Regions from separate parts of the Homo sapiens genome. Here region 2 is linked to region 1. A link is a loop called in an ENCODE intact Hi-C map of the cell type or tissue named here. Cell type or tissue: IMR-90. All regions are shown on one strand. Each heading gives the region's core, and the rest is flanking DNA. Links, peaks and the distances in the headings are about the cores only. Region 1 overlaps SPTLC3 (serine palmitoyltransferase long chain base subunit 3). Region 2 overlaps LINC01722 (long intergenic non-protein coding RNA 1722).

Region 1 (11,389 bases), core at 2,112-10,111:
GTCCCTTGTCCTTCTGAAGTGGTGGGATGCAGGCGCCTGGCATGGCCACTAAGAAGCCCTGCTGCTGGAGTTGTTTCTCTGTGTAGCTGATGGGAATATTTGCCAGTAAAATGCCAGTTGTCTACTTAATTTCAGCCATGATCAAAATGGTTAAGACCTAACTTTCATTTACTGGAGCCAAGTTCTATTTATTTGCAGTTGGGTTTTGTTTACTCTGCTTAAAGGAGATGCCCAGTCTGCTCTCTCTCAGCTGATCTGTGTTCCCACGAATCTAGGCCTGAATGACAGGTGTTTAGATAAGGGCTATTTGCTCCCCTCCCAGGCTGGCAGCAGGCACAAATCACACAGGGAAAAAGATCCATGCTTGAGGTTATGACAGCCCAGAGTCAATATGAGATTATTTCTTAAAATTGCAAGTTAAGGCCTACGAGTTGTCAGTTATACCAGAACAGGTTTTCTCAGCCTTAGCACTATCGACATTTTGAGCTAGATAACTCTGTGTTGTAGGGGCTGTCCCATGCATCGTAGGATGCTTGGCAGCATCCCTGGCCTCTGTCCACCATATGCCAGTCACACACTACTGCAGTTATAATGACTGAAAATCGCCAAATGTGCCTAGGCTGGGGCAAGGACAAGCTCACCCTGGAGAACTACTATGTCTAGAGTGCTCCCAAAGACTTCATCAACAGTACATACTCTCTGGGCTGGCTGGAGGAGGTAATGGTAGGTGATGCAGAAAGTGAGCTGGTAGAAACTGGAAATGCAAACTTTGCATTTCCCACAGTAGGACTGGGAACATCCAGAACCCTAACCATGGGGGCAGAAGTACTGGAGTTAAAAATGTTAAAAATAAAATGAAACCAAGCTTCTTATTATTATTATTTTAGAGTTGGGAGAATTCACTTTTTTTTTCTTAAAAGGAATAAAGGCACACTTCTGCTGCTGCTCATTATCCACTCATGCAGCAGAAAAAATGTGCACTCAGGGACTAATGAGATTAGCGGGCTGAAAGAAATCCTATGTCTATCCTCAAGTCTCCTTTGTAGCCACACTCCTCCTTGTCTTAAAGTTGAACAGCCTTCACTTCCTTCCTTTTAATATTTTTCACTTTTCTATCATTATAGGAGATATCCCCCTCAATTTGCCTAACGTCAGGATTGTTTGAGAATTGATTCAGGATTGGGCACTCTGAAATAATGTCTCCTTGGCTTATGGACTAGACATCAGCCCATTCCTACCCGCTGGCTCTGGAACAAGAATTGCACCCCAGGTTACTCCTACCTTGGGGAAAACAGGCAGATCTTTTGTATTGATGGCAATCACTAACAAAGTTCAGCAAGCAGCTGGGGGTTGGGCGTGCTGTCCAGGTAGGGGCATCCGGGCCACCCATCAACAATTTCTACCAGTCATAAAGGCAAGGAGTGTTTTGATCTTGAATAACCCAGCTGCGAAACGCCTTTGAAACTCTGGGGCAGTCAAAGGTAGTGGAAAGATCAACTCAAGTTAGCAATGCCTTGAGAGGATATTTCTGAGGAAGCCTTCACAAGCCGGCCAGCCTCCAAGCTGCTGTGCCATATATAGAGTCATCAAAAAGACAGATAACCCACGTCTGACAGCTCCCATTGGTGGCTCTGTCTCAGGTCCCTGTGTCATATAACCAATTCTAAGTCATTTCTCTGTTTAGCTAGGAAAGGTGAGCCTTTCCGCACTGGTCAGCTTGCTGCAGGCCTCCGAGTCGTAAAATGTGTCCTGTTATTTACATACCTGTAGACACCCTCCACCAGGATGAGAATCTTTTTCCAAGCTCTGCGGGTTCGAGGCTGGCCATAGATGACAGCATCTCTCAGGAGCTTCTCTAGGCTTTGTGTGTCTTTAAATAATACCAAAAAAAAAAATTGAGTCATGAAAGGGTTTACTTTTCCTTTTCCACTTTCTTTTTCCAGATGTTTTATGTTCACACTCAGACCTAAACTTTCAGAGAACAAATTCAGAATCAGAGAACCCTTAGGGAGAGAGAGACAGAGGTCTATTTTTCAGTAGAACTTAACTCTGACAAGACAAATAGTTGGATTTGTACAAGTAGGCAGAGTAAACTCTCACCAGTGGGGCATGGTTTCCTAGGCTCTTAAAGGCTCTCCCCGCCTGCCTTAGAGAGATTGAAATTCTACGTTAAATGCATCTCTTAGGTCTAAGCTTTGTTGCAGGCTGAAATGAACTCTGAGAGACATAATTAATACCACTCATCAATCGTGTAGACATGAGCATGTTAGAGTTTAGCTGAGTTTGCACGGATCTCACTTCCTACACTTTGAGCCTTGATTTCTGACATCCCCCAGTCTTAGAAGTTTCAAAACTTTAAAGCAGTGGGACAATTAAGCCTCTTTTTCAAAATATTTGGGGATCTCTGAACACAATAATAGCTCACAGTTATTGAGCCCTATCTGTGTGCCAGGCACCCTTCTAAGCTCAGTTTTTGTCATACCTCATTTAATCCTCATAAGAACCATCTGGAGGAAGTACTAGTAGCATTTCCATTCTGTGGTTCAGGAAACTGAGACACAGAGGAGTTGAGTAAACTGCCTGAGGTCTATCATAAGCAACAGAATCAGGATTTGAACCCATGTAGTCTGTACTGTAATCCACATTTGTAACACTACCCTTTGCTGCCTTATGTGAAAGCCATTGTCCCTTCTTCTCAAATGAAATGGTGATGTAGAACAAGGGAGGATGAATGTCTGGCAGAATAATCTTGTTAACTTCTAATGTCAAATATAATCAATAGTGACAATTCATTTATCTGCTATCAGAGGTTGATGACTGGGCTTGGGTTGAGAGGTCATTTAGAAGAACTTGCCTACCAACCTAGCTGTTTGGTATATATGTACATGTGTGTGTATTATTTTGTTTTTAACATTTAAGCCTAGCAAGAAAAAAATGGCCGAGGTTTATGGGCATATTTTTTAGACTGATTATATTTGTACTGTGTATTTTTTGCATTTCCTAAGCTTTCCCTTTTTTGAGAAGATGAAACTGAAATACTTAGGTCCAGAATCCAATCTTAATTTTAAAAGATGGAGATGCTACTTAACTGCTGGCTTGACTGTTATGCAATGTTCACCAGGCATTAGAAACACCATTTAAAATGCTCACAAAAGGTGACATCTAGCAAAGCTAAATCTTTGAGGTCAGGAGTTCGGGACCAACATGGTGAAACCCAGTCTCTACTAAAAATACAAAAAATTAAGTGGGTATGGTGGTAGGCACCTCTAATCCCAGCTACTTGGGAGGCTGAGACAGGAGAATTGCTTGAACCCAGGAGACGGATGTTGCAGTGAGCCGAGATCACACCACTGCACTTCAGCCTGGGTGACAGAACGAGACTCTGTCTCAAAGTGAAAAAAAAAGATAAATCTAAAGCTGCATAGTCAGTACTGGTTTTGACCACTACAGACAAAGCTCTCAAGAAGCGTATGTGCATTGGCTTATCACTCACTGGTCTAGGCTCAAATTAGCTGCAGTTCTTGGTCTCAATGGAGAGCCCTTCAACTTTGTCTTTGAGTCTCCAGTCTGTGCTCAGATCTGTTTTAGGGCTTCCCCCAAAGCTGAGTGAATGCATTAGTGGCTGCATTAACTTTTCCACACTGCAACTCTGCCACATTCAATGAGGCCACAAGATAGTTCTTTGAAATAGAGTTGTGAATATATTTGTGTGTGTGTGTTTCTTTTTAATTATCAAGTACATTTAAGCAAACCACATTTAAATAAAGGTGACTTCCTATGACTTGGAGTGGGATAGGACAAGTCAGAATTTGATAGTGCAATATCAGAACCTCATCTCTGAGAGGCCCCTGTTAGCATGGCACCTTCCAAGCTGTCCTCAGCATCCACCCACTAGAGACTGGGTATCGGGTCCTGAAATTCAGAAAAAGCATGTGACATGAATAAGATGCTGCATACTAGCAAGATCTCTTGGAAATCCAAACAGTAGTGTTAATACACTATTTGACTTCCTTTAACATCCTTAAGAAAACATCACATAAATAATGAAAAAATAAAGGAAATATATAATGAAATAATGAAGAATTAAGGGAATAATTCTTTATTCAAATATATAAAGCCTTAGGTATTAGATATAGTATGCTACCTGTATGCTACCAATAATATCTGGCATGTTATCAGAACCAACAGATACAAAAAAAAAAAAAAGGTCATTTTCCTTTCCTTTCTTTAATCACTAGCCAGAAACTAACTCTTTAGGTGCTTTGTCAGTTTAAATGTGGAATTAATCAATTTCACCAAGATCGTAAGGACCCGTGAAAGAAGAATTGGAAGAATGGTGGATCTTTGTTTTATTTCATGCCACTTTCCTTTTCTTTGTTTTTTTCTCTTTTTATCTGCAAAACAGGCCTCCTGATATCCTGGCATCACTATTGTGTTCTTTTCACATAATATTACCTAATTGACAAATTTACAGAGCTTTCTTCAGTTCTTGTTCTACTTGACCGTGGGCAGCATTTGACACAATTCAACACACACTTATCTTTTAAGCTTCTTCCCTCTGCCATCTGGACACCATTTTTCATTAGTTTTTCTTATTCCTTTTCCCACTATTTCTAGTATTCTTTGTGAGCACTATTTCCTCTTTTAACCCATTTTCCTTTTATGTTTTCTCCTTGACTTTTTTTTCTATTTTCTCATTAATCTTCCAGTGGTTCTCAACCTTCAGGATGAATAGAAATAATCATCTGGGTAACCAGTTAAAATGCAGATTCTCGAAATTTCTACTCAGAGATTTTGAATCAGTTGGTGTGGGTCAGGGCCCAGACGTTTGTATGCTCAGTATCCCTGGGGTCTGGAACCCATAACGCAAAGCGAGACCTCTACTTTGATCGATATAATGTTTTTCTTACCATTTTTTAGACAAATATGGGAACCTCAAACCCATTTCCAAGATGGAACTTGCTGCAGACTACATTACTGGCCCATTTTCCACCTCATTTGAGTTCCTTCTTCTGTGACTTTGCAGTCCTTTCCTCTCACCAGTGGAGAACGTTTCCCTGCCCCTTGGCTTGGGTTCAGCCAAGTGACTTGCTTTGGCTAACGGAATACAGAGAAGAGACAGTTTGCTAGTTCCAAACCTAGATCTGAAGAGGTCTTATGCATTTCTACTCTTTCTCTTGTGCTTCTGCTAGTGACAGGAAAAGAAAATGCCCAGGCTAGCCCCCTGGTCTCAGGTTGGCCCTGGGAGAGGATTAATGGCACGTAGGGCACGGTTACCCCAGCTCACCTGCAGCCTCCAGTGAGAAATACTTGCTGATTATTATTGGCAACTGAGGTTTGTTCCAGTAATAGTTGCCTAATACAATCTCGAATGGCCCTTCCTGATATAGCCTCTGCCTGTCTTTCTGACATAGTTTGTCAACATCCCCCAACACACAGCCTCCTGATTCTCCTCCATGCTTTTTTTCCTCTTGTCTGTCTGGAGAATGCTCACTCATCACTGAAGTCTTAACCCAAACTCTTCTCGTCAATAATACAGAACAGAGTTAAGGGCTTCCTCCTTGGTGTCCCTCCCGACTTGTCTATTATTTTTTAAGCACTCATCGCGATGTTCGTTTTTTGCTTTCATGTCTCTCTTCCATGAAGTCAGGGACCTCGTCCTCATCCTTCTCGCCCTAGTCTTAGTACACAGTACTAGGCTCAATCATTACCTAATAATTGCATCAATGTTCTTTTCCTGGAGAAAGAACGTAGACTAGGAGACAGGCAAGGAAATGCCACTTGTGGATAGAAATAAGAATTATTAGAAAAGATAAATATCTCCTACCTGCAATATATTTTCAAAAATTGATGGTATCTTTTGTTTTGTTTTAAAACGAGCAGATAGATATTTTTTGAACGTTCCCAAGAGCGTGTTTTAGCGTACATTATTAACCACTAGATGGCAGCCAAGGAAACAAAAAGCGGCTTTCTTGTTTTGAAATTTTCAGTTAATAAACTTTCACCTATTTGGGTATCTTCTTTTCACTTTTGCTTTAGGCAGAGTTCCTAAAATATTGAAGAAAACCTTGCGACTTGGAGAACCAGTCTTCCTTTCCTATAATCTTTTATTTATTATGTCTATAATATTTTATACTATTATTCATCTTCTATAACCAAATCCTCTGAATGGAATAAAGAGATGGTGAATAAAAGCATTCCTGTTAAGAATGTTTTCCCTTTGGGACTTGGAATTTATAAGTTTTTGTGCAGAAATGATAGATGGTAAATGTGGCTCCGACGACACTGGAATAAAAACTAAACCCAAGTGAACTAAATTAGTAGTCATTTTAAAATGAATATTCTAAGATTTGGAAAAAATATGTAAATTCAGAGGCCACTGTGTTGTTTTTGCACCAAAAAGGTCACATAAACACGATGGATTAATCCAGAATTTTAAAATGAACACCACGAGTCCTAAAGAGAAGCTTTTCTCCATTTTTAAAAATAACACGCAAGACATGAAAACAAGACTTTCGGTGGCCGCGCTGTGTTTTATACATTTTGCGGAGGGAAGCAAGAGGAATCCCAGTCTTTTCCAAGTCAGGGACTTCGTTGTGTTTGACTTGAATGGAGATAGCCATGGGAGTGGCTTTTGGTGGAGTTCACAGCCCCCCAGGGTCAACACACCAGGATTCTTGAGCAGAAGGAAAATCAATTAGCCATTTTTTTTTTCCTCCTGCAGGGGATGAACTCTCCGACCTCTTAGAATCACAGAAGCTACACAGGAAAAGGGAAGACTGCGCTCGGCCTGGATTCTGGCCCCACCTTAGCCCCTGGCATGTTCCTCTCTGGTTCTCTGTCGTTCTACAAGGCTACAGTGCGTGGGTTACAAACCCGCAGATTTAAGGGATTGTGATTTATGTTCTGTAGGCCTTATGGGATTCTACCGTTTCAGCAAGCTGCATGCTTACATCTGCAAGGGATTTTTTTTAAAATAATGATGCTTATTAAGGCACTTACACTTGCATTATGTTAATCCCCATGACACCTCTGAGAAGTAGGGAAGGACTGTTAGGTTTTTGTTTTTTGCAGATGAAAAAAACAATGCCAGAAGTTTTGTTAAAAAAAGTTCCCCAAACAAAAGCCCTCCAAACAAACCTGTTCTTGTTGATTTAATAAGAAAATTCTGAGATACGGAAATTAAAATAAAAGTATAATTTTGACACCATCTAGGCACACACACACGGTGCTATGGTACAGTGTGGTTCTTGAGTCACAATGACACACCACGGACTTAAAATGACCACTATTTGAGCATTAATAATGCCTTGGTGTTACTCAGCACAAAATTTGACTCACTAAGGAGGTTTCTTTTGGTTTGTAGAGGACTAAAAGGATTGAGCTGGTTTGGTGGTGTATTAGTCCATTTTCACGCTACTGATAAAGACATACCTGAGACTGGGTAATTTATAAAGAAAATGAGGTTTAATGGACTTACAGCTCCACGTGGCTGGGGAAGCCTCACAATCATGGCGGAAGGGGAAAGGCACATCTTACGTGATGGCAGACGAGAGAGTGGGAGCCAAGTGAAAGGGGAAAACCTTTATAACACCATTAGATCTCGTGAGACTTATTCACTACCACGAGAACAGTATAGGGGGAACCGCCCCCATAATTCAATTATCTCCCACTGGGTCCCTCTCACAACACATGGGAATTATGGGAGCTACAATTCAAGATGAGATTTGGGTGGGGACACAGCCAAACCCTATCAGATGGTTATAAATATCTAGCTATAAGAAATGAAAATGTGGAGACCATGTTCTGGTGCCTAGTGCAAAACAGTCCTAGCCTTTTGCCAGCATAGTTAACTGGATTACTGAATTACTAAATACTTGGAATAATCCAACTATGTGTCCAAAGCTACAATCAGGCTTAGGTGACAAATGCTCTTAGCCAGCCTGAGCCTGTGCCTGTTCTTACATTCAAAACCCTAATAATAGCAAGCCTCCTGGATCTGGAAAAGCTGAAGATGCAGTTTTGTGAAAAGAAAGCACAAGGCAGCAAGGGACCCAGAATCTTCCAAGAAGGTAGGGCATAGTTCATAGTGTGTCTTCCGGAAGAAAAAACCCAGACATTTAGCTTTCCTCTTATTTCACTGTCAAATGGCAACACTGTTGCATACATCAGGGCTTCCTCCTTTCTCTTCTCTTGTGCAGCTGTGGGTTTTCCAAAGGCCTAGATCTACTGTGAGATCTTCACTCACTGCCCATTTCTCAGTGCCCCTGCTCCCTCTCCTATGGATCCAGGAATGCGAGATTGGGGCTGAAACTCAGCCTCCACTTTCCATATGCTCCTGGTGTGGTTGGTGGTTTATTCTTTGTCATCCATGACCCCACAAAAACTACTTTCATCTGCATTTAGAGACACCCTTTGGTTCCCTACTCTCTGGGTTGCTCAGCAAAAATATTTTTGTGTCTGCCTATCAGCGGCACTCATATTTTGTAAATGAAAAGATGGATGGATGATGAATGAATGTCACTTTTTACTGTTCCTAGTCCCTTACCCCCCATCTCTATATCCACTCCTCTTATTCCTTTGGACATGCAGTTTCATCCTTCAAGATTCAGCCCAAATGTGAAATAGTAAGTAGCGGGTATTTAAATAGCTATGAATGATGACAAAGAAATTATTCTTACTTTTAAGATGGTGGTGGGGAGGACTGTCCCCCTTTTTTAGCCTTTCGGCGGAAACAAAATCACAATGACCAATTTTGTCAAGCAAAACAATTATTTTTTGAAAGTCACATTTATGGGGTCTGTTCTCCATGAGATCACAGAGGGCATTTTTGACTGAAAATCTGGTGCCTTTAAGTTTTATAAAGCAGATTGTGCAAGGACTTTGGCTCAGGTTTTCTGGATGGCTCTTTAAACATGTGGATAGATGTCGCACAGCCTTAGGCAGTTGAAAGAAGCAAAGGGATCTTCTTGGAAGAGTGCAAAAGACAGCTGAGAGCAGGTGACCTGGGTTGGGCTTATGGATGAGGCAGGTGCTAGGGACAGGGCCTGTTTACCCTGCAGGGGGAGGGGGTAATTGCAGCAACTTTTGACTCTGTAGGCATGAGATGAAGGACAGGCAGAACCTAGAAACCAGGGACAGGGTGTCCAATAGGCTTGGGCTCTGGGCTTGATGTAATGCATAGGATTCTGATCCTCAGGAAGGAGATTGTGGAATGAGACAAAGTACTGAGATGGGATCTCTAAATGAGGGGGCTCAATGCACCAAGGTGAGACATGATTCAGGGAACAGTGTAGGAGCCCAGTGGTTAGGATTCTCAGTCAGGTGGGTGCTGGCAGCATCTACCTAACCAAAACTGCCTTGGCCCTGGGAGAGGTGTACGGGAGATGGAGGCTACCAAGTATTACATTCATCACTCTGCCATCCAGGGGCAAACAGAGGGTAGAAAAGGCCAGGAAAGGAGGTAGCGTGTCATGCTTAAAAACGGAGACTCTGGAGTCAGACTTCCTAGGTTTACCAGCTCTGACTCTTACTAGCTCTGTGTATCTAAGTCACTTCACCACTTTATAGATGTTTCTTCTTCATCTGTCAAAAAGGAGATAAGAGTAGCAGGTGATTCATTTTGTAGTTATGAGGCTAAAATGAGTTGGTGAATGTAAATGGCTCATTACAATGAAGGCTCAATACCTTTTAATTATCATTAAAAGATAGGGAGGCAATTGCTGGCTTTATTAAGCAACCTAGTTTAGAAATCCAAGTTGGACATTGAAATATAAAAGATCATGGCTTGCAAAGTAGTCTAAGCCATGTTTACGGGTTTAACTTTTTACTTAAACAACCTCTCGAGCCCTTGTTCTGCAGACTAGGTAGTGCTCAGAGTTTTCTGGCAAACACTGGCCTTCTTTTTCTTCCTCCTCTTGGTCTTTAGTAGGCAGAGTTTTGGTTCTTCCTTTCCACTTTTTCTTTTAAACTACTCCAAATTCTTGACCTGCCTGGACCTCTGACCTCATGACAACTCTCTAAGCTGAAGAAACAGCTTTTCTCCGAGGCTAGCTTAAGAAAGTCTTAGTGACTCACTTGAGGACCGAGGTTGCCTGCAGTCTCGCTGCTCTGAGTGTGGTTCTGCATGACAGCAGCAGCAGCAGTAGCAGCAGCGGCACCCAGGAGCTTGTCAGAATGCAGGATCTCAGGCCCCCACCCAGACCTGCTCACTCAGAGTCTGCATTTTAACAAGAGCCCCCAAGTACCTCGTGTGCATATGAAAGCCTGAGAAATATTGGGGAAAAATAATTTCATTATTTGCTCATTTCCTCAAAATGCACCAGAAACACCATGGAGAACAAATGTGTTGGTTCCTGGTTGCAGCTGACTCTGTAGCTGAGGCCGTGAAATGGCTGGAGAATGGCTGGATAGCACAAGGGCAGCCTGAGGGTTGGCTATGTCCCTGAAGCTGCCCACAGTAGAAAATGCAAAGAGATCTTTTTAATACTCAGCGAGCAAGAATGCAGAGGCCAAACTTCAGCATTCTGAATTGAAATTGAGGCTACTAACAGGATAGGGCTCCATTAGCCATCACACTGGACTGAGTTTTACACAAGGGACCATAGCTTTCTGACTCCTACATATGGCCTGGCAGCAAATAGCTGGACTCAGCTAGTGGTTAAGAGTGTTAACAAGTGCTGTGCACATCCTGCCTATACCCTCTCAGCCCAGCTTCTTCATGCAAACACAGGCCATTCTTTGCCTAAGAGCTCTTTTTCTGGCTGTGGGAACATAGCCTGATTAGGGAGCAGCCTTCAATCAGTCACAAATGGGAATTTGTGGGTAAATACTTCAGCTCCCTCAGCCCACAGGTAGGGATAACAGTGAGTTATCTATCCTGGCACCCAGAGTTTCCTAGTAGAATCGAGGTCCTGTTGTCCACTCTGGTCACTTGCTTGACAATGCACCATGTTGGCTGCCTTCCTGTGCCCTGGTCACCTACTGGTGCTTCCTGTGCCCTGCTCACCTACTGGTGCTTCCTGGCATCACTTTCTGAATAAGTGACTTGTGATTACATCCGTGTCTCAAGGTCTGCTGCTGGGGGAAGCAAACCAAGACAAAAGCAACAGACTTGGGTCTGCATTTTGACCCCTGTGATTTATCATTTGCCTGACCTTAGGCAGGTCATATAATCACTTTGAGGATTAGTTTTCTCTTTAATAAAATGAGGATAATGAAAAGAACTCTGTATCTGGGTTGCTGTTAAAATTAAATGAACCAGTTAGCTAAGAACTTAATACCAGTGAAAGCTGAATAAATGATAGAGTAGTTATGACTCAGCTATTATCCACATGTACTATTATAGAAGAACTAATCTATGGTGATAAAAGATTCTGGTACTCAGGTG
Region 2 (11,389 bases), core at 1,273-9,272, 180 kb after region 1:
AATATTATATTATATATTATAAATGTAATTCACATATTGCATATTGATAACAAATTATATATTTTATATATTTATAATATAATTATGTTTTATATATTTATAATATGAAGTACTATATATTACATTTTATAATATATATTTGTTTAATTTAATATAAGGATAATTAATATAAATATTTAATTACACAAGGTATGATAATTAGAGAAATATGAATATGAATATGAATATATAATTTTATGCTTAAGAAATGTTTAATAGCTTATTCATGGGACAAAGTTAATATGATATGTATGTATTATTTAATATGCTGGTAAGTTAGTTGTTTTTTAAAGCTATGAGTAAAAGTTTTAACATTACTTATTTTTATACTTGTCTCTGCATGCCTGAATACATGCAGAGACATGTATTCAATTTTTACTCCAAATTATTACAAAAATGACGTAAAACAGAAAAAAATGAGTGTCATTTTTATGTAACATGACTGGCCTATTTTATGCTTAGATTGTAGAAGTTTCTTTTTGTGATTTAATTATTCTGTTAAATTTTGGTGCCTTTTGTACGCACTTAAATCAGTTTTCAAGAAACTTCATGTTTAGTTTTCTTAATTGATTCTTAATTAGAACAGTTACTTACAAAATATTTATAATGTTGCCTGAAATTATTTGACTTTGTATCATGTCCTTTATAATGATTTTTTTTACCCTTCCAAAATTCAGAATAATTTTGCTCTTTCACCCTATAAAATAAAGGAAAATAGGAATAATTAGGTTTGTTGAAACTCTTCAGGTTTTAAATACTTCAAAACTGTTATGAGAGTCCTTCAACTTTGGGATTTAAAAACATACAAAAGATTTTCCAAACATGTCAAATCCAGAAGAGAGCTGATGTTAATTTTATATTAGTAAAAAGTATTACTAGAATTAGCTTTTAGTAATCATATACTTTTCAAGTTAAAAGAAGTATGTTCCTTTTTAAGCATACACACAGAAACAGTAACTATTAAAAGAATTTTCTCCAAGTTTCTAGATTCACAAATCCCTTTTTACTTTTTGTTTATAAAAAATCTCAGTAAGTGTTGACCCAATTATGTGGGAATCATTAGGGACCTACTGCTTATTTTAGTCTTTTGTTAGCTCTAGTAGCCAAGCTATATCGACCTTGTTTAAGATCTATAACAGCAATAGCAAAATGTATGAAAACTTCCATTGACTTAGTTCTAGGATCTCTACTACACTTAACAATTTCTCATCTTACACAGATTCTTTTATTGACAGTCATGTGACATCTATGAAATATTACCGCCTTACCCTTCAAAGGTCTACATCCATTGCTGCTTCCCTCTGAACCCAGGCATCATCTTTTTTATTTTAATTTGTATTTTATTTTGTTGATTGATTTATTTTTTATCTGATGAAAGAGGACCCAATAATTTCCAGCCTTTTGGGAACTATTCACAATCATGCAAACCTTCTAGCCAAGATAAATGTGATTTTATTTTGATTTTATGTGGTTCATACTGAAAAAGAAAAGCTAAAAATTATAAAGCCATTTACGTGATCAGAAACTTAAATTTGGCCTTGCAATACAAGCTTCTCTCAGAAATTGAATAATTCCAGTGGGCTGACTTAATTGCCCTCACTCAGATATGTCAGCTGCCCAGAGATAAAGAAGGTGTTATAGCACGTATGATTTTTAGGTTAGTTCATGACTTTGAAATGCTTTAGAAGAAAAGAGATGTCCTGACTAATACAAGATGGTGAATTAAAACCCTAATTTGCCTGCAGACAGTGCGCTCTGGATAAATATCAGATTAGCAATGTCTCAGCAATGGTAGGGATCAATGATCTACATCCTGATGCCTGACTAGTTTGCTTTGGCCAAAAGAGGGTAGAAAGAAACAGAGACGCAACCCTTCATATTTGAGAACTGGTCTAGCACTGTTAGTTCTTGGTGTTGCTAGGAGTAGAACAGGCACTCACAGCTAGGTCATAATATTCTCTGGCTGAGTATAAACAATTTCACTGAGTACCAGCATCAGAAAAGGCCACTCTGTGATGGTGGTGAATCAAGACAAAAAGAAGACCACTCCAGTCATGTCTGAATGCAGACAGAAACGTGAACCTTATCTAAACTACACAAATGACCAAACACTCCTCATTCCCAGCTAATATGTGTAACAGTGGCTTATTCACCAACCACAGCTTTAACCTTACTTCCTTCCAAATTGTAGATCACATTTTTAAAGTATTCAATCATAGTGTTAACACCACTTCCTGATGGCCTCCACTTCAGAGCAAAAGTCCGATTCTGTAAAACATCCCCTAAAGCACTGGTAAGCACTGAATGTTTACATTTCTCCAAATTCATATGTTGAAATTCTAACCCCCAAGGTGACTGTGGTAGGAGCTGGGGCCTAGGGAGGTGTTTGAGGAGTGAAGGTAGAACTCTTATAAATAGGATCAGTGTTTTTATAATAGGGACTCCAGAGAGCTCTCTCACCCTCTTTCTGCCATGTGAGGAAACAGCAAGGAATTGGCATTCTGCAACTCAAAAAAGGATCCTCCCTGGACCCCAACCATGGTGGCATTGTGATCTTAGACTTCCCAGACTTCAGAAATGTGAGAAATAAATTGCCGTTGTTTATAAGCCACCCAGGCTACAGTACTTCGTTATATAGCAGCCAGAGCTGATGAAGACAGGAATCTAACTAAAGTCCCACATCCTATACTGTCTTTTTTAACATGCTCTTACTGAGAGACACCACAGTTCTCCACAGTGTTTTCCCTTATTTCAATGAGTGAGAAACAACTTGTTCAGCCACAGGTCTGTTTCTGGTGATGTTGCTGTAAGATGCCACTGTGGGCACACTGTCTATGGGTTAACCCTCCTCTGCAAGGAGCAGTGCCTCTGTTGCTATAGGCTACTGCTTCAATAAAGTTGCTGTCTAACACCACCAGCTTACCCTTACGTTCTTTCCTGGGTGAAGCCAAGAACCAGGCTAAGCCCCAATTTGGGGGCTTTTCTGTCCTGCATTGCTTTGAGGTAGGGTGAGACTCCTCATTAGAGCTCAGAGAAACCCTCTTGCTCAAAATTAGAATAACTGGTAAATCATAATAAAAAATAATAAACATTTACTGAGCCCTCACTATACCATGCATTCTTCTGAATCTTTTGTGATTTTAACCTTATAAAAACTCAGGGGCAGGTGCTACTCTTAGCCTTATTTACTAAGGGTAAGACTGAGCTACAGAAGTGTCCAGGGAGCTTGCCAGAAGTCCCAGAAATAGGAGAAATGATGCAGTGCATTGGCCTGGGCTATTCTGGTCCAGGGTCCATGCCTTTACACACCACAGTATGTGTCCCAGTGAGAACCTGGCCCTTCCCTCTCCTTCCATGTCCAGAGCTCTCAGCCTGGTTCACAAAGCCCTTATGCTTGAATTTCTCTCCTTGAAAGTAGCAGGACAATGTTGGGGCAGTGAGTTGAAAAGGAAATTGAACTGTCCAGCCCTGGCAGAGACTCCTTCAAATTGTGACATTTCACATTGCTGCTAATTTCTCTTTTGCACAAAGTTGTGAACTAAAAGCAGGCTGAAGCCAAGGGTGGCTTGCAGGTTCGACCCATTCCGGTCAGAGGCTGCAGTTGCTGTGAATGTATCTGAGTTTCTCACTGACTTATCTACCTCTGCCAGTGGAAGCTGGACCACTTATGATTCAAGCCTTGAGTCATTAGTTTTCTTCCACACCCATGGAAATGACAGCTGGGTTGATTCCCAGTGTGTGTCAGGATGAAGCCTGGTCCCCTGTGGTGTTTAGTGTTCCTGAGGCCCTGAGCCCCCCGCAGAGGATGCATCAAGGGTGTAGTGACTGTTCGTGGGGCAGCGACATCCCAATAGACAGCATGCTTCTTTCTGCAAAAAATTGATTTCTCTGAGAAAAAGCATCGCACATCCAACCCAAAGCCAAGTCTCATTTCTTTCTCTTCCTCCTTCCCCCAGAGTTGTTGCATACCACAGCCTTGCACACATAAATACCTTTATTACACAGTTCTGTCTAATGAATGATAAATCAACTTATCTCCTATTCTACAAGGATGAACAGGAATGGTCTCACTGTTCATCTTCCTCCCAGGGTCCCTTCCTCAGGATGTCCTGCTTTCGTGTGTGTGTTTTATCCCCATAGGTCGGCTCAAGGAGAGGTTCTAGAAAGTGGGCACAGAAGTCCCTTCGGTTGGAAAACACTGGCTCCCATGACTCTGGTGGCTCAATGGCACAGTGAGAGACAGATAAGCATGGGCCTGAGCCTGCCTGTTTCCATAGGAGGCCTATAGCCCAGGCTGGTTCTGATGCTGTACATCCTGGAACAGACTGCATTTCTCTGAAGGAAACAGACCCAGAGAACAGAGGCACCATGCTCTCGGGTTCTCAGACAGTCTAAGCAGAGCAGGTCCCAGAGCCCAGAGCTACTGGACTGACCCCAGTCCTCTTGATGCCAGAGACAATATAGTCACTGCAAGAATTAAAGAAAGAGGAGAGAAACTTCAAGGGTGGCTTTACAGTCAACAGGGACAAGTTTATTTTAAATAAACCTGAGAGGGGCGGCTGGCCAAGCTAGGTCAGAGCCACACTCTCTTATGACCAAGAGTTTTTAAGAATTCAGGATAGGAGAGTTTATCAGAGGCTTGGATTGCTTCTGTGTCTCTTTGTTGTGCTTATCTGGGAAGGAGAGTTGTGTGTCTGTTCTCATATATCTTTCTGCAGCTGCAGGCATAGCCCCCTGAGTCTGCTTTTAGCTTCCCTATCTTAGTGCACCTGAAGGGAAAGGAATGTGCTTATTAAGGCCCACTGTTTTACTGGGGCCCGTTGTATGAGGGTGAACTTTGGCAGTTACCCAAGCGACTTGCCCCCTACTTTCCTCTGTGCCCGAGCTGTCTTATCTGTGTTTTACTGTCTGCTCTTTCTGGCTGCTTGTAGTTAGAAGAGAAGTGATTTCCTTGAAATGCATGAGGCTAGAAGGGGAGCTGGAGCTTAAAGTGGCGGTGTTTGTCTGAGATGACGGTGCTCCTGCTCTGTCAGTCTCAGCAGCATTTATTTCTTTTTCCTCCTCCTCTTTCTCCAGCAAAGGGCAGGTAGTTTAGTTGGTGGTTGCCTGGCCTCTCTTTAGCAAAACTCTAGCCCACTGCAAATCTCCCTGGGCAGTCGTGACTGGACGTGTGTTCACTGAGCCCCTGGGAGACAGGGCTGTGTCCTGAGTTCTGGGTCATCACGGCAGGCCCTGGAATTCAGCTCCGGGAGTACTGATCTCTGGCAAAAGCTATGTGCTTAAGGAAGGTGGACCCTCCCTAGGCCCAGGAGATGGATCTCACTAATCTAAACCAGTTATGGCATCCCTACTCCTCTTACTGCTGATGGTTTCAGGGACAGGCAGGTGACTGATTTCTGACCAGTCAGTTGTAAGTGTACATTTGCTGGTGTGTGTAGGGGGGGTGTCTGGAAAATTTTCACCTTTACAAAAATCCATGGGGAAAGAAAATCTGCCCATTTTTTGCCTTCACCAATGTGGTGAGAACATGATTCTTAGAGGTACTGCAGGCATCTCGTACCCAGGTGGGGTATCTTGTTCTCAAATGCCGATGCATTGGGGAAGACAGGTTGCAGCTGAGAAAGCAGTATTCACCCTTGAAAGTTCCCAGGGCTGCTGAGCCAACCTGAAATCGCCTTTATCCACCTTCCTGGGAGACAGGTTAACAGCATTCTCTCCTAGGGGTCACGGATCCTGGATTTTTTGTCCCTGTGTAGGAAGCGCCAACACATAGATACACTTGGCCTGAGAGAGGACAATGGCCTCCCAGGCTTGGGGACTGCAATGGGAAGGAAAGGGGGCTCTTCCTGAGACTTGGTGGAAGCTGCTATCAGCAGAGGCCCTTTGAATGCTCCAGTTACTCCATTGTTATTCATCTAGTGCCCACAATCCAAAAGATTATTCATTTGCTCAGAGCCGAAAGAGGAAATGAAATGGAAGGGAAGAAATGGGTTGGAGGCGCGGAAAAATGCACAAATGGCTAAGCTTAGGCTGACATCTTGTGGCTAAGCCCAAAAAAGGCACTTCACTAAGAAATGAACTGAGCAGCTGGGCAGCTCAGCAGGGGGGCAGCCTGCAGTCTGAAAACGGAACAGCAGCCTTTTAAATCCACTCTCACTTTTTCTTCATTCTCTTTTTTATTACATGTCAAATTTCTTCAGCAGTCTTTTTCTGTACTGTATAGCTATTAGAAAGAATATTTTAACTCTAATGACTACAGACTTAAATTTATTTCTGGCTAAAATACATTGTTATCTTGACTAATCCTGCTTCAAATTAAAACTGTTCACCCAAAATCAATTGATTATCTTTTTCTTTAAATTAGCAATGACATGCAATTGACTTGAGTAATCGTATAGTTTTCTACCTAGAAATTAATAAGCTGTGCCTCATATATTACATTTTTAATGACTAGGAAAACACCTTTTTCCCATTTTACACAGGTGGAAGCCAAGTGATGGCCAGGGTCACAGTGAGCAAATGGCAGATGGGATCTTGCATCCTAGTCCCTCAGAACCTACAGCCTGGAGGCGGAGTTAATGGTCACCACTTCCTTTGAATGCATAGGAACAAGCAGTCTGCATGTTGTCTCATTTAATCTTTAAAACCACCCTAGTGAGGTAAATTTTGTCTTTCCTGCCTTATGAATGAGGAAACAGAAATCATGGCTCTAGAGATTGGCTCCTGGGAAACTGAAGCTGGCTTATCTACTTCTAAAACCCATCCTTCTCATCTACCTCCCCTTTTAGAGATAACTCACTCTTCCCCCAACCCCTTCTTCCTTATCTTACACATACCTCTCCTACATCTGAGCTTCCAAGAAATTGTTAGCATTTGTTGCTATAGTTCTCCTTGAAATATTAGCCGATGAAGAATTATTATTGTTTTTCCCAGGGACATTTGCATAACAATAGATAAGGAGCTCTTGAACACAGAAAGCCTTTGGGGTTTAAAGGGAGCATGTCAGACTGCAAGAAATAATGGGACAAAGACATTTGGGGGCCAGGGAACAAAGATCTCCTTTAAATCACCTCACAGAGACTGTTCTGTCCTTGGCAGCCCAGGGCTTCCAGACATCAGGTCACATATCTGATGTAATTGAAGATCCAACTAAAGGCAAGCAGTTGTTTATTCAGCATCCTGGACGGATTTACCACCAGACTAATGCAAATGCCACCTGATAAGAGCTGGAAGATGGCCCTAAGCAAACAGAGGGTTCCCCCCACCCCTCCCACCACCATTATTTTGAGAAACAATATCTTTTATAATTCCAAAATACAAGGGGTCAGAGCATTTTAATTCTAATAAGCTTGAAGTTTTCATTTTGCTTAAAAAAATTTGAACAATGGCCAATTAGCTGGTGAGCAATACTTTATCTTTGGCACAGAATTGAACTCATGAAATACTTATTAAGGGCCAGGCAACCAGTCACCCTGCTAAGTACTTTTTCTAAATTACTTCATTTAATCCTGACAAAGCTGCCTATAAAGTAGCATTGGTACACTCATTTCACAGATGAGAGAATTGACTGTCAGTGGGATTGAGTGGCCCATCTGAGATTGCATAGCTGGTAAGGGCATGGTGGGATCTAAGTCGTTTCTAGATTCCAAGCTCTTGCTTTCTCTACATCCATAGTATTAATCTCTTTTCTTGTACTAAAATAAAATATTGGCGGTGAGCTTTTTACTTTCAGAATCACCCTCCTGCCTCTTTGGCACACAGGTAAGAAGGGTAGATAGAGACACAGACTCAGACACCGGAATCCTTTCTGTTATTTGTAGTTATAACCCAGGTTCCCTGCATTAAAGGAGCCCCCTTGTATGAGTCAGTTCTTGCATTGCTATACAGAAATACCCGAGACTGGGTAATTTATGAAGGAAAGAGGTTTAATTGGCTCACAGTTCCACAGACTGTACCAGAAGCACAGCAGCTTATTCTAGGAGGCCTCAGGGAGCTTTTACTCATGGTTAAAGGCAAAGTGGGAGGAAGTGTCTTACATGGAAGGAGCAGGACCAAGAGAGAGAGGGGGAGGTGCCATAAACTTTTAAACAACCAGATCTCATGAAAACTCACCCACTCTCATGAGAACAGCACTGAGGGGATAATGTCAATGTATCCATGAGAATTCTGCCCCCATGTTCCAATTGCCTCCCACCAGGCCCCACCTCCAGCATAAGGGTTTACAATTTGACATGAGATTTGGTGGGGACACAGATCCAAACCACTGAATTCTACCTCCTGCCCCATCCAAATCTCATGTCCTTCTCACATTGCAAAATACAATCATCCCTTGTCAACAGTTCCCCAAAGTCTTAACTCATTCCAGCATTAAATCAAAACTTCAAAGTCCAAAGTCTCATCTGAGACAAGGCAAGTCACTTCTGCCTATGAGCCTGTAAAATAAAAAACAAATTAGTTACTTCCAAGATATAATGAAGGTATAAGCATTGGTATACTCCTGTTCCCAAAGGGAGAAATCAGCCAAAAGAAAAGGGCTACAGGCCCCACACATCTGAAACCCAGCAGGGCAGTCATTAAATCTTAAAGCTCCAAAATAATCTCCCTTAACTCCATGTCTCACATCCAGGGCACACTGGTGCAAGGGGAGGGGTCTCAAGGCTTTGGGCGGTTCCGCCCCTGCGGCTTTGCAGGGTTCAGCCCCTGTGGCTGCTCTCATGGGTTGGCATTGAGTGCCTGTGCCTTTTCCAGATGCATGGTGCAAGCTGCTGCTGGATCTACCATTCCAGGGTCTGGAGGATGGTGGCCCTCTTCTCATAGCTCCACTAGGAAGTGTCCCATGGGGACTCTGTGTGGCTCCTTTTTTCTTATGCAAATTTCTGCAGCCCACTTGACTTTGTCTCCTGAAAACGGGCTTTTCTTTTCTACCACATGTCCTGGCCACAGATTTTCCAAACTTAGTCTTTACTTTCCTTTAACATATAAGTTCTGGTTTTAGGTCATTTCTTTGCCCGTGCATATGAGATAGGTTGTTAGAAGCAGCCAGGCCAAACCTTGAACACTTTGCTGCTTAGAAATTTCTTCCACTAGATATTCTAAATCCTCATTCTCAATTCAAAGTTCCACAGATCCCCAGGGCAGGGGCACAATGCAGCCAACCTCTTTGCTAATGCATAACAAAAGTGACTTGCTCCAGTTCCCAATAAGTTCCTCATCTCCATCTGAGACCTCCTCAACCTGGACTGTATTGTTCATATCACTATTAGCATTGTAATCAAAACAAATGTATAAGTCTCTAGGAAGTTCCAAACTTTCTCTCATCTTCCTGTTTTCTTCTGAGCTCTCCATACTCTTCCAACCTCTGCTGGTTACCCAGTTCCAAAGCTGCTTCCACACTTTCAGGTGTCTTTAGAGCAATGCTCTACTCCTTGGTACCAATTTTCTGTATTAGTAAGTTCTCGCATTGTTATAAAGAAATACCTGAGACTGGGCAATTTATAAAGAAAAGAGGCTTAACTGGCTCACAGTTCTGCAGACTATACAGGAAGCAAAGTGGCATCTGCTTCTGAGGAAGCCTCAGGGAGCTTTTACTCATGGTGGAAGGCAAAGTGGGAGCAGATATTTTACATGGCAGAAACAGGGCCAAGAGAGAGAAGGGGAGCGGTACTACATGCTTTTAAACAACCAGATCTCATGGTAACTCACTCACTTTCATAAGAACATCATCAGAGGGATGGTGCTAACTCATTCATGAGAACCCTGCCTCCATCATCCAATCACCTCCTATTAGGTCCCACCTCCAAAACTGGGGATTACAATTTGACATGAGATTTGTTGGAGATGCAGATCCAAAAATATCGCCCCCTTTTCTTTACTGTCTAGGGGCCCCAAGTCTGAGCCCCATATGGGTGATAGCAGGTTTCTGGGAACCCTGAGGAATACTGGAAGGTTCCATGGGTCCACTTGCGCCTTCAGTATCTCCTGCTCCAGGCTGAGGCTCAATCCCCTCCCTCTATCTCTTCCTGAAGCCTGTGATCCCTTTTCTACTTCATAATTATCATCTCTGGTCTGTTTTCCCAAAGCATTGTACAAAAGATGATTTCCCAAGAACAAATAACCCGTAGCTTTTGAACACAACAGACCTCACTGACTCCTGATAACACAAGGGAATTTCAATGCAGAAAAGGGAAAATTAAGATAAAATACCAGGATACCCTTTTCCTGGAATTTCCTAGAACTTGTTTCTTCTCTCGGAACCTCTCTGCTTCCCACTCTGAGAGTTGAAGCTTTTAATGGCCTTCAGAGTGGGAAATGTACAACCCCTGCCTCTGATCCCTGTCTAGAAAACACAGTGTCAATGCACATCACAATAGTTTCAAGGGGAGCACTCTACTGAGAAGTTGGGAAGATGGTGGCCTTTTACGTTTTCCTAAGTAGGGCATTTCTTTCAGGCATGCACAGTTGGCATGTAGCTTACTTCCCCTGTTGAGTGTTTCTAGGGCACATGGAGTGGGCTTGTGCTTGTTATCACCTGAACAACTGAAACAACGTGACAAAAATATCTCTTTGGAAAAACAAGACAGTTTGCCCCAAATACCCATTTCATTTCTACCTTTAGAACCACAAGCAAGACATGTTTTGAATACACTGTTTTTTTGTTCTCACATTATAGCTGTATGTGGGTCGCAAGTAATTGAACTGCTCTAGGCCTCCAAATGAAGATGGTAAAACATATCCCACAGGGGTCATGTGAAGTTAAAATAAGGCAAGTGTTCAAAAGCATCTTATAAACTACAAAACACTACAGTTTATAAACTATGTATAACCACATAAATGGGAGACATTATTATCTCCCTTTTGTTTTCAGAGTTCCTTAACCCAGTGCTTCTAGAGTTGATGAATTAGTTACCAAGTGTGGTACTATATACATGCAGGTACATTGGCTGAAATCCCTCACTGTATATTTTACATTAATGCATTTTTTTCTCTTATATGATTGATATTTTAAACTATGTGGGTATGCTTTTCAATTGTATGTTTCTGTGTATATGGCTTTTCCCTTTTCTTTCTAAAGCATTTTTATTTTTTATTTCTTTGGTTTCAGAGGAGAAAAATGGAGTGAGGAAATTAGGATTAGGATTATTACAGAAGATATTTAAGGAGAAAAAAGTAATATTCAGCTCTTGACATGAAATGTAATGTTTCTCTTATCCCTCCTATAAGGCCAGACTCTTGAAAATCAGGTTTTACTGGGCCATAATGTATTTCCTAACTTTGGAGGACTCTTATCAATATTTTTCCAAGGTAGTGAGGATACTCTTTTTGTTTATGGCCACTAGGATGGGAGACAGAT

What was found. A loop is a pair of places that touch in the nucleus more often than their neighbours do. Peaks named below come from ENCODE experiments on the same cell type or tissue, not always from the same donor. Only the 100,000 strongest peaks of a DNase experiment are listed, where the experiment ranks them.
Region 2: a loop joins it to region 1, with 12 times the contacts of the local background. A loop is called at or near these places in 74 of 110 quality-filtered maps.

Annotation. Positions count from the first base shown.
Region 1 is chr20:13,100,593-13,111,981 of GRCh38, reverse strand. SPTLC3 (serine palmitoyltransferase long chain base subunit 3) reads right to left here. Exons shown (of 12, transcript NM_018327.4): 7 at 1,765-1,870. It also overlaps a transcript of TASP1 not described here. Among named protein-coding and RNA genes, the nearest start is that of SPTLC3, 97 kb to the right of the region's middle. In IMR-90, for the core only: a CTCF peak has its summit at 5,931 (motif pointing right); no DNase peak of the experiment used is centred there; H3K27me3 peaks cover 215 bases.
Region 2 is chr20:12,920,041-12,931,429 of GRCh38, reverse strand. LINC01722 (long intergenic non-protein coding RNA 1722) reads left to right here. Exons shown (of 12, transcript NR_109868.1): 5 at 6,522-6,698; 6 at 10,709-10,801. Among named protein-coding and RNA genes, the nearest start is that of LINC01723, 25 kb to the left of the region's middle. RefSeq lists a silencer at 4,712-4,912. In IMR-90, for the core only: a CTCF peak has its summit at 6,100 (motif pointing left); DNase peaks (open chromatin) are centred at 2,249 and 6,079; H3K27ac peaks cover 242 bases.